2 separate regions of the Homo sapiens genome follow, and region 2 is linked to region 1. Evidence: chromatin loops called from intact Hi-C (ENCODE). Cell type or tissue: OCI-LY7. All regions are shown on one strand.

Region 1 (8,000 bases):
TTCTGCCAGTTGAAACAAGTTCTTTAACCTCTCCCGTCTCAGTTCGTATAATTCACGGAGGGTGAGTTGGACTGGATGAGATAGCATTCCTTCTAGCTTAAAAGTCTTTGGAACTAATTTCCGTTTGCTGCATATATTCGTTTTTAATTCTCCTTTCCATGTGTTCCATATGTAGTTATTTAGGGACAATTTCCTCAGGCATTTTCAGAACATTCTCAATTTTACAAAGATTATAGGATACAATTATAGCTTATATGATTTTAGGAACTATGACATTGTAAAGAAAAATTATTGTGATAATCAGTAAACCTCTAAGATATTCTTACAAAGGCCACTTTTAGAAAATCACAGAAAATGAAGTCGGGTGATGTTATTTGTATGCATCAGGTGAAAAAAATACTCCCAAATGAGGAAAAATATTTTGGGACTTTTGAGTTGACTAGAATTCAAAGTAAAAAAAAAAAAAAAAGCCAGATCATTTTCTGTAATGATTCAACTCATTGGACATTTCTTGAGGTGTCAGTTATACCTTCTTAGAAATAGCTCTAGACATTTACAAGTTGTTAGAATAAAATAAACAAATGAATTAAAAAACCAACCAGATCTTGTGCATCCAGAGAGGTTCAATCTCTTCCAAACAATAATTTTTTTAGGATGCTATTATTGCTTAATTGTCTTTGAAATTCCTTTCCTGAAGCTACCTGTAGAATCTGAGGCATATGCTTTTGAACATGCTCACTGATGAAAACTATTTTTTTCCTGAAATCAAATCCGCGGTCAAAAATCATTTAGAAGTAAGAACAGTAGGTGAAAGGGCAGATCAAACTGGATAGTACTTTTTAGTGTATAAAATAGGGAACAACAGCAAGATGAGTGATTTTCTTACATTGAGAACTAGCTCCAAAGGTGGTTCAAAAGAGAACTCCTTAAATTGTTTAGAATGAGGAGTCAACATAAAAAACGCTTTGTGTCTTTTGTCATGTTAAAAAATGAGTCTCACAAACTTACATGACACAAGTTTACCAATGAAACAAACCTGCATATGTACCACTGAACTTACAAGTTAAAACAAAAAATGAGTCTCACAGTTTGCATGAAGTGTTACTTGATTTCAACCTGAAGCATCTTGGTAGTCAATTCAAATTCTGGTTCTGCCACTTAGGAACTGTGTGACATTGGGAAAGACTTGGTTTCCCAGAGCTTCATTTTTTCTTACAATGTGGGAAATATGTCACAGAGATGAGATGAGTGTTCAGTGAGGATGTGTGAATATATCTCACAAACTTTAATGGGTAATACCCAAGATAGTTATTAATAATGCCATTTTATGCATAATTTCTTATATAAATTTAATTAAACTATAAGCTCATAAAATATTCCTATCAAATATGATAGGAAAAATAAGGGAGAGATTTTCAGGATACTTATTGCCAATCCAGGCACCCTACTAAGCTCTTTATAATTTTTATTATAAGCTCTTTATAAATTATATTGAAATTTACTTGTATAATTTTAAATTTAGTTATTATGAACACTACAAGTTTCCATTGTATAGGTGAGAAAACTAAGGTTTAGAGAGTTTAATTTTGCCAGAGTTATAAAACTAGCAAATGATGGAGCTGAGGGTGGGGTCCAGATCTGAATGACTCCCAAACCAATGTTTTAAAAGCCCTATGTTACACTGCTTCCATTTCTGGCAACAATGTGAAGAGAAAAAGGAATGTACAAGACTTTGTTATATTGCACCAGTAATTACCAGACTTATTTGCATATGAGAATTACCCTGAACGTATAAAAACCATTGCAGCATCCAGGGCACACCAGAAATCAATTAAATTCCTTGAGGGTTGAATCCAGATATTAGCCTTAAACAAGCAAAACAGAAAGCTGTTCAGGTGATTCCAACATGCAGCCAAGTTTGAAACTCCATGTGTTTTAAGGTCAGTCCCTGAGACTGACTAGGAGATTTGTGATGACTGTGGGCTTGGGAGTAAGATGGTTCTAACTCCTGTTTGGCTGCTTAGGAGTTGTATGATTACGGACAGGTTACTGCCCTTCTCTAAACCTCAAATGATACTGAAAACATGTATTTGTGGGTAAAATAAAATAACCCAAGAAATGTTCCAGCACACTGCCTGGACCTACCAAGTAGTGCCTGGTGGTAGTAATACTTTGTTTCTCAAGCTCATTCTCTGCACAGATTTTCGGTTGCTTCTTGAAACTTTTAAGCATGTGATCTGCTGCCCCTGAGTGAAAGCAAGAGGCTACTATTGGCTCCTAAGTCTCTTTTGAATCATAATGTTATGCCATTTTTATTTGGGACGTGTATTTCTATAAGTGGTTCACAATATTTAGCAATGGAAACAATGGCTTATCTTGGGAGTAACCCAAGCCACTTGGTAATGAGAATAGTTATTTGATGATTTGATAGTTAATATTGGTGTTCTGGAAATGGCCATGTACATATGTTTATAGATGTGTGTTTTCTGTTTTTTGTTTTTTTGGGTAGATGTCACCCTTTCCCCTTATAGCTTGTTTACTTTCCTCACACAGGTGTAGGCAGGCAGCAGCGTTGTTTGAATTAGTCTTTTAAGTGAGTGTTTAATGAAGATGAGTAATTGCTTGCAGCTGCATGTATCTGTAGGGATTTGATTTTCTTCTAGTAGAGAACAAGGTGATTTTCCAGACAACTTTGGAAAGTGTGATCTTGGTTGTCCCCACATACTTGAGAGTGACTGCCTCTTGCACCAAAATGCCATGAAACTTCCTGCTTCCCTCCAGAAGACACCATCCTAGCTGGGGTATAGGCAGCTCATTTTATCTTAGAGAAGGTTTCCCCCTTCAATATAAAAGGTAATCAATGTGGTTTCAAGTGAAGATTATAAACATGAATGGCTCCTTGAGGGTGTGGCACTATGGCCTGATGAATCCTAGATTTGTTTCCACTTTCCCCCTAATTAAGACTGAAGTTTGAACTGCTGGCATGGTTGAAAGTAGATTCTGAGATTTTTTCACTTAGAAACAGGATTTTCTAGAGTCGATCTATGCAGAGACCTTGTAGGGGAAAGAACAGGATTGGCACCAAACATTGGGGTTTAGAAGTCATAAGTAGGACCTAAGAGAGGCAACCAAGGAACCACAGAGTTGAGTGACTGGACTAAGACCCTTAACCAGTGGCAGGGCTGGATTCTAAGTGTGTATCTGAGTTCCTCCAAAGCGTATTCTTTACTTCATACAATTCCCTGAATATCCTCACCTGTGAGGAGGCAGAATCCTTTCATCCCTCAATGGCAATGGAAATGCATGTACGCATCTTACACAATGGGTGTGTTCTTGAAGAGTGGTGAGAAAAATTGCTTTTATAAATCAAATCACATACCATGTTTACAAGGAATATTAATATTTAAAAGGAATTCAATCTTAAATCTTTTTTGAATTCTTGGTAAATGTAGATGTTATTCAAAGTGAGGCTTCGGTGTAGTCATAATCATTAAACTGCTAGCAAATGTTATTCTAATATATTAGTCCATGATACCATAAGATGGATTAATTTTTATTACAAAGTACGATTCTTGATTTTTTTTTTTGGTGAAGTTGTGTTTGATGAGGAAGTGCTATCAAATTACAAAAGGAGAATTGACCAAGCAGGAGAGTTGAGCTCTATCAAGCCAGCTACTTGTTTTATCCACTAGAGGGTAGCATTGGCATTGGAATGACACGTAGACATTTACAGTTTTTCAAATTGAAAGAGCTGCCTGTGAAATGCAGACTATTGCCAAATCTACAATATATTAAATGATTTGATAAACAATTTGATATGACGGAAAACACCACATGATTGTAATTGGATTCTTCTGTATTACTGGGCGATGTACACCCTGAAGGACATTCTTAAGGCCCACTACCTGTGTCTTGTGGGGGTGGTTACTTTGGGCCTCAAGCCAACCATGTGCCATTTGGGACTAAGACCTTTCCTTCTCACCTTTCCAGCTCAATTCCTGCTTTACTTCTCCATTTGCAAATTGTCAGCATGCTGGAGAATCTCAGTGTGAATTACCTTCCCTTTCCTTCAACCTAAAGCCGTACTTACCATAGAAGTTGATTCTTTTAATGAGTCTCTTGAGGAATTCAACACTTGTGACAGGCATTTCTGCTTATCCTCACTAGAATGCTGTGAGGGGCCTGAGGACTGCCGTCCTCATGCCTTTTAACATAGAAAGACAAAGTCCTCATGTCATTTCACATCACCCTTCTGCTTGGTAGTGGAGCCAGGGCTGGATTCTGGTTGTGTTTTGTCTAACTCATCATTGACTGAGTGGTTTCCAGTGCTTAGCAGGGACTTCCTAGGTGTATGACACTTTTTTTTTTTTTTTTTAACTTAGCCCCTCATCCACCACATTGCTACTAGCAGTAACTACAAAACCACCAGACTACAGTAGTAGGTCCGTATACAGAACAAGATATTTAAAAGAGGTTGTTTTATCCAAGAAAGAAGTATTTTTGTTGTTCAAAATATTAATCTGTGAGAGGCACTAACATTCAGACCACAGCAGGCAGCAAACAATGAGCTTGTCTTGGAACTCACAGTTCTCCACCTGGCCTGGTAGCTGTACTACAAACATAGTATGTTCTTAATCGCTTTATGTTCTTTTTTGCATTTTTAGAATTTTTTTGATAGATAATATTTGTATGTTTTGAGATTCATGTGATATTTTGTTACATGCAGAGTGTTGTAATGATCAAACCAGGGTATTAGGATATCCATCACCCCAAATATTTATCATTTCTATGTGTTGGGAACATTTCAAGTCCTCGCTTCTAGCTATTTTGAAATATACCGTATGTTGTTAACTATAGTCACTCTACTCTGCTGTTGAATATAACTTTTTCCTTTTACCTGTATGTTTGTACCCATTAACTAACCTCTCTTCTTTCCCCTATCCCCAACACAGATCCTTCCCAGGATCTGCTATCTATCATTGTACTCTACCTCCATGAGATCAACTTTTTAAAGCTCCTACATGAGAACATGGGATATTTGTCTTTCTGTGCCTGGCTTATTTCACTTAACGTAATTATGTCCACTTCCATCCATGTTGCTGCAAATGACATGATTTCATTCTTTCTAATGGCCCAGTGGTACTCCATTGTGTATATATATATACCACATTTTCTTTATCCATTCATCTGATAATACTTAAGTTGATTTCATAGCTTTGCTATTGTGAATGGTGCTGCAATAAACACGGGGGCCACAGGTATCCCTTTGAAATAATGATTTCCTTTCCTTTGGCTAAATAGCCAGTAGTGGTATTGCTGGATCATAAGATAGTTCCATTTTTACTTTTTTGGAGAAATCTTCATTTTTTTTTTATAGTGGCTGTACTAATTTACGTTCCTACTAATAGTGTCTAAGAGTTCCCTTTTCTCCACATCTTCACCGGCAACTGCTATTTTTTTTGCCTTGTTTCTAATAGTACTTCTAACTGGGGTAAGATGATATTTCATTGTGGTTTTGATTTCATCTACCTGATGATTAGTGATGTTGAGTATTTTTTCATATACCTGTTGACCCATTTACCTGTTGTATGTCTTCTTTTGAGAAATGTCTATGACATTTACTCACTTTTTTATGAGATTATTTGTTTTGCTGTTGAGTTTACTTTAATGTCTACTGATTACTAAGTCCCTTGTCAGATGAATAATTTGCAAATATTTTCTCCCATTCAACAGATGTCTGTTCACTCTATTGATTTCTAGTGTATGCAGAAGTTTTCCAGTTTATTTATTTTTTAGAGACAGTCTTGCTCTGTTACCCAGGCTGGAGTGCAGTCGCATGAATGTAGTTCACTGCAGCCTCCAACTCCTGGGTTCAAGTGATCCTCCCTCCTCAACCTCCCAAAGTGCTGAGCTGCTTTTCAATTTAATAAAGTCCCACTTGTCTATTTTGTTTCTGTTCCCTGTGCTTTTGAGGTCTGAGCCATAATAAAATCTTAACCTAGACCAATGTTACCATGTTTTCCTTCCTTATTTCCTCTCCTCCTTCCTTCCTTCCTTGGTTGCTTTCTTGCTTTGTTTTTGTTTTTTTTTTGAGCTGGAGTCTCACTCTGTAGCCCAGGCTGGAGGGCAGTGATGGAATCTCCGCTCACTGCAACCTCCACCTACTGGGTTCAAGCTATTCTCTTGCCTCAGCCTCCTGAGTAGGTGGGATTACAGATGCATGCCACCATGCCTGGCTAATTTTTTTTTGAATTTTTAGTAGAGATGGTTTCGGCATGTTGGCCAGGCTGGTCTTGAACTCCTGAACTCAGGTGATCCTCCTGCCTTGGCCTCCCAAAGTACTGGGATTACAGGCATGAGCCACTGCACCTGGTCCCACTATGTTTTCTTCTAATAGATTTATAGTTTTGGGTTTTACATTTACCTTTAATCCATCTTCACTTGATTTTTACATATGGTGAGATAGGGATCGGGTTTCATTCTTCTGCATGTTGATATTCAGTTTTCCCAGCAGTATTTATTGAAGAGAGTGTCCTTTTCCCAATATGTTCTTGGCACCTTTATAAAAAAAAATCAGTTTGTTGTAACTATGTGAATTTATGTATGGGGCCTCTGTTTCTTTCCACTGGCCTATGTGTCTGTTTTTATACTAGTACCATGCAATTTTGGTTACTAGAGTCTTGTAACATATTTTGAAGTCAGGTGGTGTGATGCCTCCAGCTTTGTTCTTTCTACTCAGGATTGCTTTGGCTATTCTGGCTCTTTTCAGCTTCCATATAAATTTTTGGATTGTTTTTTCTATTTCTGTGAAAAATGACATTAGTATTTTGATAGGGATTGCATTGGATCTGTAGATTGCTTTTGGTAGTATGGTTATTTTAACAATATTCTTCTGACGCATGAGCATGGGATGTCTTTCCATTTATTTGTGTTCAACTTTTTTCATCAGTGTTTTGTACTTTTCCTTATAGAAGTCTTTCACCTTTTTGGTTAAATCGATTCGTAGGTATTATATTTTACTTCTATAGCTGTTGTAAATGGGATTGTTTTCTTGATTGCTTCATCAGCTAGGTCACTAATCATGTATAGAAATGCTATGATTTTTGCATGTTGATTTTGTTTCTTGCAACTTCACTGAATGTATATATCAAATTGAGGGTTTTTAATGGAGTTTTTAGTTTTTTCTAGATATAAGATTAAGTTATTTGCAAAGAGAGCAACTTGACTTCCTCTGTTCCAATTTGAATGCCTTTTATTTCTCTTACCTGATTGGTCTGGCTAGGACTTCTAATATTATGTGATATGGTTTGGCTGTATGTTCCCACCCAAATCTCACCTGGAATTGTAATCTCCATAATCCCTACATGTCAAGCGCAGGACCAGGTAGAGGTAATGGGATCTTGGGGGCAGCTTCCTCCATGCTATTCTCATGATAGTGAGTTCTCATGAGATCTGATGGTTTCATAAGCATCTGGCATTTCCCCTGCTTGTGCTCACTCTGACCTTCCTCCCTACAAAGTTGTGTGCTTCTCCTTTTCCTTATGCCATGATTGTTAAGTTTCCTGAGGCCTCCCCAGCAATGCAGAACTGTGAGTCAATTAAACCTCTTTTCTTTATAAATTACCCAGTCTCAGGCAGTTCTTTATAGCAGTGTGAGAATGCACTAATACATTAAGTAAAATTCTAGTGGTGAAAGTGAAACTCTTTCCCCTAGGAACTCTTTCTAGTTCTTAGGGGAAAGAATGTCAGCTTTTCCCCACTCAATATCATGTTTACTGTGGGTTTGTCATATACAGCCTTTGTTATGTTGAGGTAAGTTCTCTTCTGTGCCTACTTTGTTGAGAGGTTTTATCATGAGGAAATGCTGAATTTTATCAGATGCTTTTTAAAAATCTATTGAGAAGAGCATATGGTTTTTGTCCTTCATTCTGTTGATGTGATGTATCACATTTATTGATTTGTGCGTGTTGAACCATCTTTGCATCCCTGGGATAAATCTT
Region 2 (8,000 bases), 75 kb before region 1:
TGAGCAGATATAATTTGACTTCCTCTTTTCCAATTTGGAAGCCTTTTATTTCTTTCTCCTGCCTGACCACTCTGGCTAGGACTTCTAGTACTTCCAGTTGAATAGCAGTAGTGAGAGTCAACATTCTCCTCTTGTGCCAGGTCTTAGGGGAAATGCTTTTCCGCATTCAGTATGATGTTGGCTGTGGGTTTATCATGTATGGCTCTCATGATTATGATTATTTTGAGATATGTTCTTTCTATGCCTAGGTTGTTGAGGGTGTTTATGCTGAAGGGATATTGGATTTAATCAAATGCATATTCTGTAACTATTGAGATAATGCAATTTTTGCTTTTGTTCTCTTTATGTGGTGAAATGACATTTATTGACTTGCATATGTTGAACCAACTTTGCATCCCTGGAATAAAGCCTACTTGATCATGATGAATTTTTTTTTTATTGTGTTGTTGGATCCAGTCTGCTACTATTTTGTTGAGAATTTTTACATCTATGTTCATCAGTGATATTGTAGTTTTCTGGTTTGATGTCCTTACATGGTTTTGATATAAGGATCATACTGGAATCATAGAATGAGTTAGGTAGGATTCTTCCTCTTTGATTTTTTAGAATAGTTTCAGTAACATTGGTACCAGCTCTTCTTCATACATCTGGTAAGATTCAGTTCTTTATCCTTCCAGTCCTACACTTTTTTTTGTTGGAGGATTTTTTATTATCAATTCAAATTTAATCCTTGCTATTGGTCTATTCTGTGTTTCTATTTCTTCCTGGTTTAATCTCAGGAAGTTGTATGAATCTAGAAATTTATCCATTTCCTCTAGGTTTTCTAGTTTGTGTGCACTGAGGTGTTCTGATCTTTTGTATCTATCTGATATCAGTTGCAATGTCATGTTTATCATTTCTGATTGTGCTTATTTGAATCTTCTCTCTTTTTTCTTGGTTAGTCTAGTGGTCTGTCAATTTTGTTTATCTTTTCAAAAAACCAACTTTTTGTTTTATTGATCTTTTAAATTGTTTTTTTTTGTCTCAATCTCATTTAGTTCTGCTCTGATCTTTGTTATTTCTTTTCTTCTGCTAGCTTTGAGTTTGGTTTGTTATTGTTTTTCAAGTTCCTTAAGGTGTGATGGTAGATTGTTAATTTGAGATCTCTCTATCTTTTCAATGGAGGCATTTAGTGTTATCAACTTTTCTTTAAGCACTGCTTTTGCTCTATGCCAGAGGTTGTTTTATGTTGTATCTCCGTTTTCATTCATTTCAAATAATTTTTAATTTTTGCCTTAATTTTATTGTTTACCCAAAACTCGTTCAGAAACAAATTGTTTAGTTTACGTGTACTTGTATAGTTTTGAGAATTCCTCTTGGTATTGATTTCTAATTTTATTATCCTGTAGTCTGACAAGACACTTTATATGATTTTGATTTTTTTGAATTTATTGAGACTTGCTTTAAGGAGAAGCATATGGTTGATTATGGAGAATCTTTCACGTGTAGGTGAGAAAAATGTATGTTCTGCAGTTGTTTGGTAGAATAAATGTCTATCAGGTCTCTTTGGTCTATTGGCCAGTTTAAGTCCAGAGTTTCTTTGTTGATTGTCTGTCTTTATGATCTGTCTGTTAATGTCAGGGGGTATTGAAATCCTCACTATTATTCTATTGCTATCAATCTGCTTTCTTAGGTTTATTAGTGTTTATTTTATGAATCTGGGTGCTCTGGTATTGGGTTGATATATATTTAGAATTGCTAAATCTTGTTGTGTTGAATCCTTTATTATTATATAATGACTTTGTCTTTTGTAACTGCTCCCATTTTAAGTTTATTAGTTTTATCTAATATGAGTATGTCTATTCCTACTCACTTTCATTTTCCGTTTGTGTTGTATATATTTTTCCACCCTTTTACTTTGAGTCTGAATTTGTCTTTAGGTGCATCTCACGTAGACAACAGATGGTTGTGTCTTGTATTTTTTTAAATCCAATTTGCCACTCTATGTTTAAGTAGGGCATTTAGGCCATTTACATTCAAGGTTAATATTGATATGTGAGGTTCTGTTATTGTTGTAGTATTGTTAGCTAGTTTTGGAGTTTTGATTGTGTATTTGATTTATAGGCTCTGTGAGCATTTTACTTATGTGTCCTTTTTCTGATGCAAGTATCATTTTCTGTTTCCATGTGTAGAACTCGTCTGAGCATCTCTTGTAGCACTGGTCTCATGGTGACAAATTCTCTTAGCGTTTGCTTATCTAAGAAAGGCTTTATTTCCCCTTTATTTATTAAGCTTAGTTTGGCAGGATATAAAATTCTTGACTGGTGTTTTTGAGCTTAAGGATGCTAAAAATAGGCCCCGAAACTCTTTTAGGGTTTCTGCTAAGGAGTCTATTGTTAATCTGATTGTTTGTCTTTTATAGATGATTTGACCTTTTTCTCTAGCTCCCTTTAAGGACTTTTCTCTAGTGTTGACTTTGGATTGTCTGATGACTATATACCTTGGTGGTGTTCATCTTGTACAGTATCTCACATATATTCTCTGAATTTTTTTCTTTTCTTTTGTTTTCTTTTTTTTTTTTTTTTTTAAGACGGAGTCTCACTCACTCTGTCACCCAAGCTGGAGTGCAGTGGCATGATCTTGGCTCGCTGCAACCTCTGCCTCCTGGGTTCAAGCAATTCTCATGCCTCAGCCTCCTGAGTAGCCAAAATTACAGACTTGCACCACCACACTCAGGTAATTTTTGTATTTTTAGTAGAGACGAAGTTTTGCTATGTTGGCCAGGGTGGTCTTGAACTCCTGACCTCAGATGATCCCTCCACCTCAGCCTCCCAAGGTGCTGGGATTACAGACGTGAGCCACTGTGCCCAGCCTGACTATGTTAGTTTTAAATACTGGTTTTCAAGCTCTGAAATTCTTTCTTCTGCTTTATCTAGTCTATTGTTAATGTTTTCTATTTATTTTGAAATTCCTTAAATGATATTTCACTTCTAGACGTTCTGATTTTTAAAAACAAGACATTTATCTCTTTCTTCATTTCCTGGCTTGCTTTCGTAGCTTCTTTGTGTTGGTTTTCAACCTCGTCTTGGATCTCCTTGAGCTTCCTCGTAATCCATACTTTGAATTCTTTATATATCATTTCTGAGTTTCCATTTTGGTTAACGGCCATTTCTAGAGAGCTAGCGTGATCCTTTGGTGGTGTCACAACATTCAAATTTTTTTGTGATGCCATAATTCTTATGCTAATTTCTTCCCATCTGGAGAGCCTGCCACTTCTTATTTTTGACATTCTTTTCATTCAGATGGGATTTTTAGAATTTCCCTATATTTTTCCTCCCAACCCTGGGGTTGTGATTGTAGAGTATGTTGGGTGAGGTCCTTTGGCTTTGCTTCTGTTACCCCGTGCACTTCTGTCTGCAGCTTTTATATTGGCCTGTGCAGTTTGACCTGCGGCCGGTAGATGGCACTTACGAGTAAGAGCCAGCTATAGCACAAAGTATGTACATGGGTATGTACTTGATCTTTGTTTACCGTCAGGTGCTATCTGTTGTTTCAGGTGGTGGGCTGGACAGTGGAGTGCCCAGAGTCCTAAGCTTCCTGTTCAGCAGGGGAATAGACAGAGCTGAACCCCCTGGGTTGTTTATGAATACCCCAGTGATGAGCACAGGCACCAGGCCTAATGAGGGTGACTAGAGGGGCTGCTGGTAAAATGTGCTGAAGTTCTCTGTGGGGCATGAGGAGGTTGCACCAGCTCCATGTCCTAAATAGGAAGAAACATGATCTGTTTGCTTTTCACGCCCCTGTTCTTGGCCTTGTGAATGTCAGTTCAGACACACACTGTTGTCTATCTTCAGAGCCATGACAAGTGCCTCTGTTTCGACTCTCCAAGGGAGTGGTTTTGGGGTTGAACCTCTTCACTCAGCCCAATACAGACATCTTTATGGCTCACCTATTCTCTAACGTGGTAAAATTGCTACATCATGTGGAGGGGAGGGGACTCTGTCTTCTGGCCTGTGTGATGAGCGTCAGCTGTGGGCGTATTGGCTGATTGGATCAGCCCAACCTCAGGCCCTTGGGGGAGTGGTCAGGTGCCAGCAGTGTTGGACTGGACTAGGTAGTTCCCCAGGCCCAGGCCCCAAGATGGTCCACTGGATGGCATGCATGAGTCTCCAAGGGGCTGGACTGGGGTCAGGCCAGCCCTGAGTTCAGGTGCTGTCTGTGATGAGGAGGGGTGGGCTGGTCCTTGGGTCACCCACAGAACTCTCAGGCAGGGACAGGCAGAATGCCAAGGTGGTGGGAGCCTGAGGCAGATCACAAGCCTGTGGGGGTTGGGCTCTCAGAAGGGCCCTGGGCCGCAGCTGAAATGTTCAGATGGGGGCAGGGTGGCTGTGCTGTAAACCTTTCACTGAGAAGGGCAGGTCCCTTCAGCTGGGGCAATGGAGACTCACAGCCATGGGGCATGTGGCACGTTTGCACTTCCCTCCTGCAGAAACAACACTGGATTTCACTGTTAGGGGCATGCAAAGGTGCCAGCCCTCTCTGCTTCCTCCCTGGCCTGGGGGAAGCAAAGGAAGGGGCAGTAGGGGGTGGTGGCTGTAAAGGGCTTGTAAGTGACCTCTGGGAGTAGGGCTTTCAGATTAACACTGAGCCATGGCTACAGTATTCATGCAGGGACCAGGTGGATGCACTGGGGGTCTGAAGCCAGCAAGTCTCATATGGCAGGGAGCAGCAGAGGTGTGGAGTTGTGGGGTGCAGAGTCTGCCCACTGCTCCTCCATATCTCAGCTGCAGCATCTGTGCTGGAGATGCATGACAGTGCCCAGCCTCCCTATTCTCTTCCTGGCCCAGGAGTGGCAGGGGTGGAGACAGTGGCACTGGTGACTGCAAAGCGCCTCTCAGTGACTTCCGGGAGTTGGGTTCTCAGAGGAACACTGGGCCATGGCTGCAGTGTTCAGGTAGGGCTGGGGTGGGTACACTGGGGGCCTGAAGCAGGTAAACCTTATTTGGCAAGGCACAGTGGAGGCAGGAAGTCATGTGGCAGGTAGTCTGGCCACAGTATCTATCCTGGGGATGTGTGAAAGTGCTTGGCCTTCCGGATTTGCAGGGCAGTGGCAGCTGGTGCTGGGTTGCTCAGGAATCAAAAGCCTATGGGAATCCATGTGGCTTTTGGTTGGTGCCTCTGCACAGTCTCCCGGTAGCTCTCGTGTGTGTGTGTGTGTGTGTGTGTGTATGTGTGACTAGGATTTTAAAGGTTCATGGTGGAGGTGTGGATCCCCAGGGGGCTCTCACTCACTCACCCTTCTTCATATTAGCAAGTCTCTCCTGGCTCCGCACCAGTCCCAGCTTGGTGGCTGCTTGGCTTTGCCCTTTTAGCTTTCCATAGGTGCCATCATTTCTCTAGTGAATTTCAGGGTGCTCTCTTTGACTAACTTCTTGAAGTGTTAGTATTTACTCCCTATTTTGGTTTCTCCCGGTGAAAGAGGTGCCTACTACCTGGTTCTAGTCAGTCATCTTAAACTGGAACCTCACTCTGTGCCTTTTAATTGGAGAATGAATTCACTTATATTCAAGGTAAGGATCGATAGCTAAGGACTTATTACTGCCATCTTATTAATGATTTTCTGGTTGTTTTGTAGATCCTGTGTTACTTTCTTTTCCTCTTGCTGCTCTCCTTTGTGATTAGGTGATTTTCTCTAGTGATATTCTTTGATTTCTTTTCATCTTTTGCGTATCTACTGTAAGTTTTTGCTTTGTGGTTACCATGAAGCTTACACAAGGCAGCCTATATTTATAACAGACTACTTTAAGCTGAGAACAACTTAATTTTGATCACATAAAAAACTCTACACTTTTATTTTACCCTCCACTCCCACATTAAAATTTTTAAATTTGTCACAATGTGTATTTGTCATAATTCACATCTTTTTATGTTGCGTCTCCCTTAACATATTACTGTCACTATTATTGTTTTTCATAGTTTTGTCTTTTAACCTTTATACTAAATATACATACAGGCAGCCATTCTAAAGTGTTTACTATGTATCTTGTTGTCTATGTTCTAGCAAGTTGTGTCTTATTTCATGTACATGTATTTTAGTCTACATAAATTGTTTTGTATACTATGTCTCATTCAGTTTTTTAAAAGAAGTTTTCTCTCAATACCTTATTTTCAAAATCCATGTATGTTTCTGGGTGTACGTAGAGCCGTTTGATTGCAGTTGCATGGGACTCCATGGTGGGCATCCACCTTTTGCCTATCCATTCCCCTAGGTTTCCTCCCAATACCTGCTACCATCAAGGAATGCTTAATGAATATCTTTCTATATGTCCTCTTATAGACCCATGTGAGAATTTCCTTCGTATATATGACCAGGAACAAAATTGCTGTACCATAGATCATGCAGATACTAATTTGTCTAAGTACTGGAAGATTGCTTTGGGGGAATAGATGCTCCTTTCTACTTCTACCAGCACTGCATGAGAATGCAAATGTAGTCAGACTTCTGCCAGCATTTGGCATGGCCTCACATTCTTTTTTTTTTTTTTTTTTTCAGATGGAGTCTTGCTCTGTCGCCCAGGCTGGAGTGCAGTGGCGTGATCTCGGCTCATTGAAAGCTCTGCCTCCCGGGTTCACGCCATTCTCCTGGCTCAGCCTCCCGAGTAGCTGGGACTACAGGCACCCACCACCACACCCGGCTAATTTTTTTGCATTTTTAGTAGAGACGGGGTTTCACCGTGTTAGCCAGGATGGGCTCGATCTCCTGACCTCCTGATCCGCCTGCCTTGGCCTCCCAAAGGGCTGGGATTACAGGTGTGAGCCACCGCGCCCGGCCCAAATTCTTATTTTTTCATTTACTTCGGGCCCTCATTCTTATTTTTCATTTAATTTGATGTATTTCACTATTGCTTTCATATGCATTTCCCTGATTACTAATAAATTCATATGTCTTTTTTATGTTTGTCATTTTTTCTTCTCTAAATTGCCTGTTCATTTTTTTATTGAGAGTTATTCTTTTTTCCAACTGATTTGAAATAGGTTGTTTTATATTCTAGATATTAATTTCCCACTGGAGTTAAAAATTCCAGTTACCTCCTCTCATTCTGTCCTTGGCTAACTTTGTTCATGCTATAAATGGTTAAACAGAATTCTTGTCTTATGGACTGTGTTGCCATAGCTATACGTATATATAGTTAATAGAGGAAAAGTAACTTTGTGATTTTTTAAGAATATCTTTCTGTATGTCTTCTTATAGACCTATGTGAGAATATCACATATTTCTCACATAGTCTATAAGAGAACGTATAGAAAGATATTCATTGAGCATTACTTGACAGAGGTAGGTATTGAGAGGAAACATAGGAGAATGGATAGGCAATATATATATATGTGTGTGTGTATATATATGTGTGTGTGTGTGTGTATGTGTGTATATATGCATCCCGTACATATATATATATATATATATATATCTCATATATTTATATATATTTATTTATTTTTTATTTTTTTGAGACCAGGTCACCCAGGCTGGAGTGCAGTGATGTGAACACCACTCACTGCAGGCTCTACCTCCCAGGCTTAAGCGATCCTCCTGCCTCAGCCTCCCAAGTAGCTGGGACCACAGGTGTGTGCCACCATGCCTGGCTAATTTTTTGTTTTTTTTTTCATTATTTGTAAAGACAGAGTCTCAACATGTTGCCCAGGCTGGTCTCGAACTCCTGGACTCAAGCAATTCTCCTGCCTTGGCCTCCCAAAGTGCTGGGATTATAGGCATGAGCCACTGTGCCTGGCAAATATGTGTTTTTCGCTTTCACATTAAGTCTAGTTTATCTGGTGTCCACACTTGTATGTGATGTTAGGTGATTATCCAGCCTTTTGTTTTCTCATTATGAGGCATTTCCACCAATATCTACTATTAAACAATTTAGTCATTCACCATTGATTCTAGATACCATCTTTATCATATATTAAGTTTGTATGTTGAGTGTGTCAGAGAGAGAGAGAGAGAGAGAGGGTGGGGG

Evidence for each region. A loop is a pair of places that touch in the nucleus more often than their neighbours do. Peaks named below come from ENCODE experiments on the same cell type or tissue, not always from the same donor. Only the 100,000 strongest peaks of a DNase experiment are listed, where the experiment ranks them.
Region 2: it touches region 1 in a loop (2.9-fold over the local background); 7 of 110 quality-filtered maps call a loop at or near these places.

What each region holds. Positions count from the first base shown.
Region 1 is chr2:39,910,071-39,918,070 of GRCh38, forward strand. It overlaps SLC8A1-AS1 (SLC8A1 antisense RNA 1), which reads left to right and starts at 7,564. Exons shown (of 5, transcript NR_038441.1): 1 at 7,564-7,589. In OCI-LY7, a CTCF peak has its summit at 3,688 (motif pointing right); DNase peaks (open chromatin) are centred at 3,701 and 4,231; H3K27ac peaks cover 1,051 bases.
Region 2 is chr2:39,834,597-39,842,596 of GRCh38, forward strand. No RefSeq gene overlaps it. Among named protein-coding and RNA genes, the nearest start is that of THUMPD2, 59 kb to the left of the region's middle. RefSeq lists enhancers at 3,942-4,489, 4,800-4,889. In OCI-LY7, CTCF peaks have their summits at 3,436 (motif pointing right) and 3,648; DNase peaks (open chromatin) are centred at 2,215 and 3,435.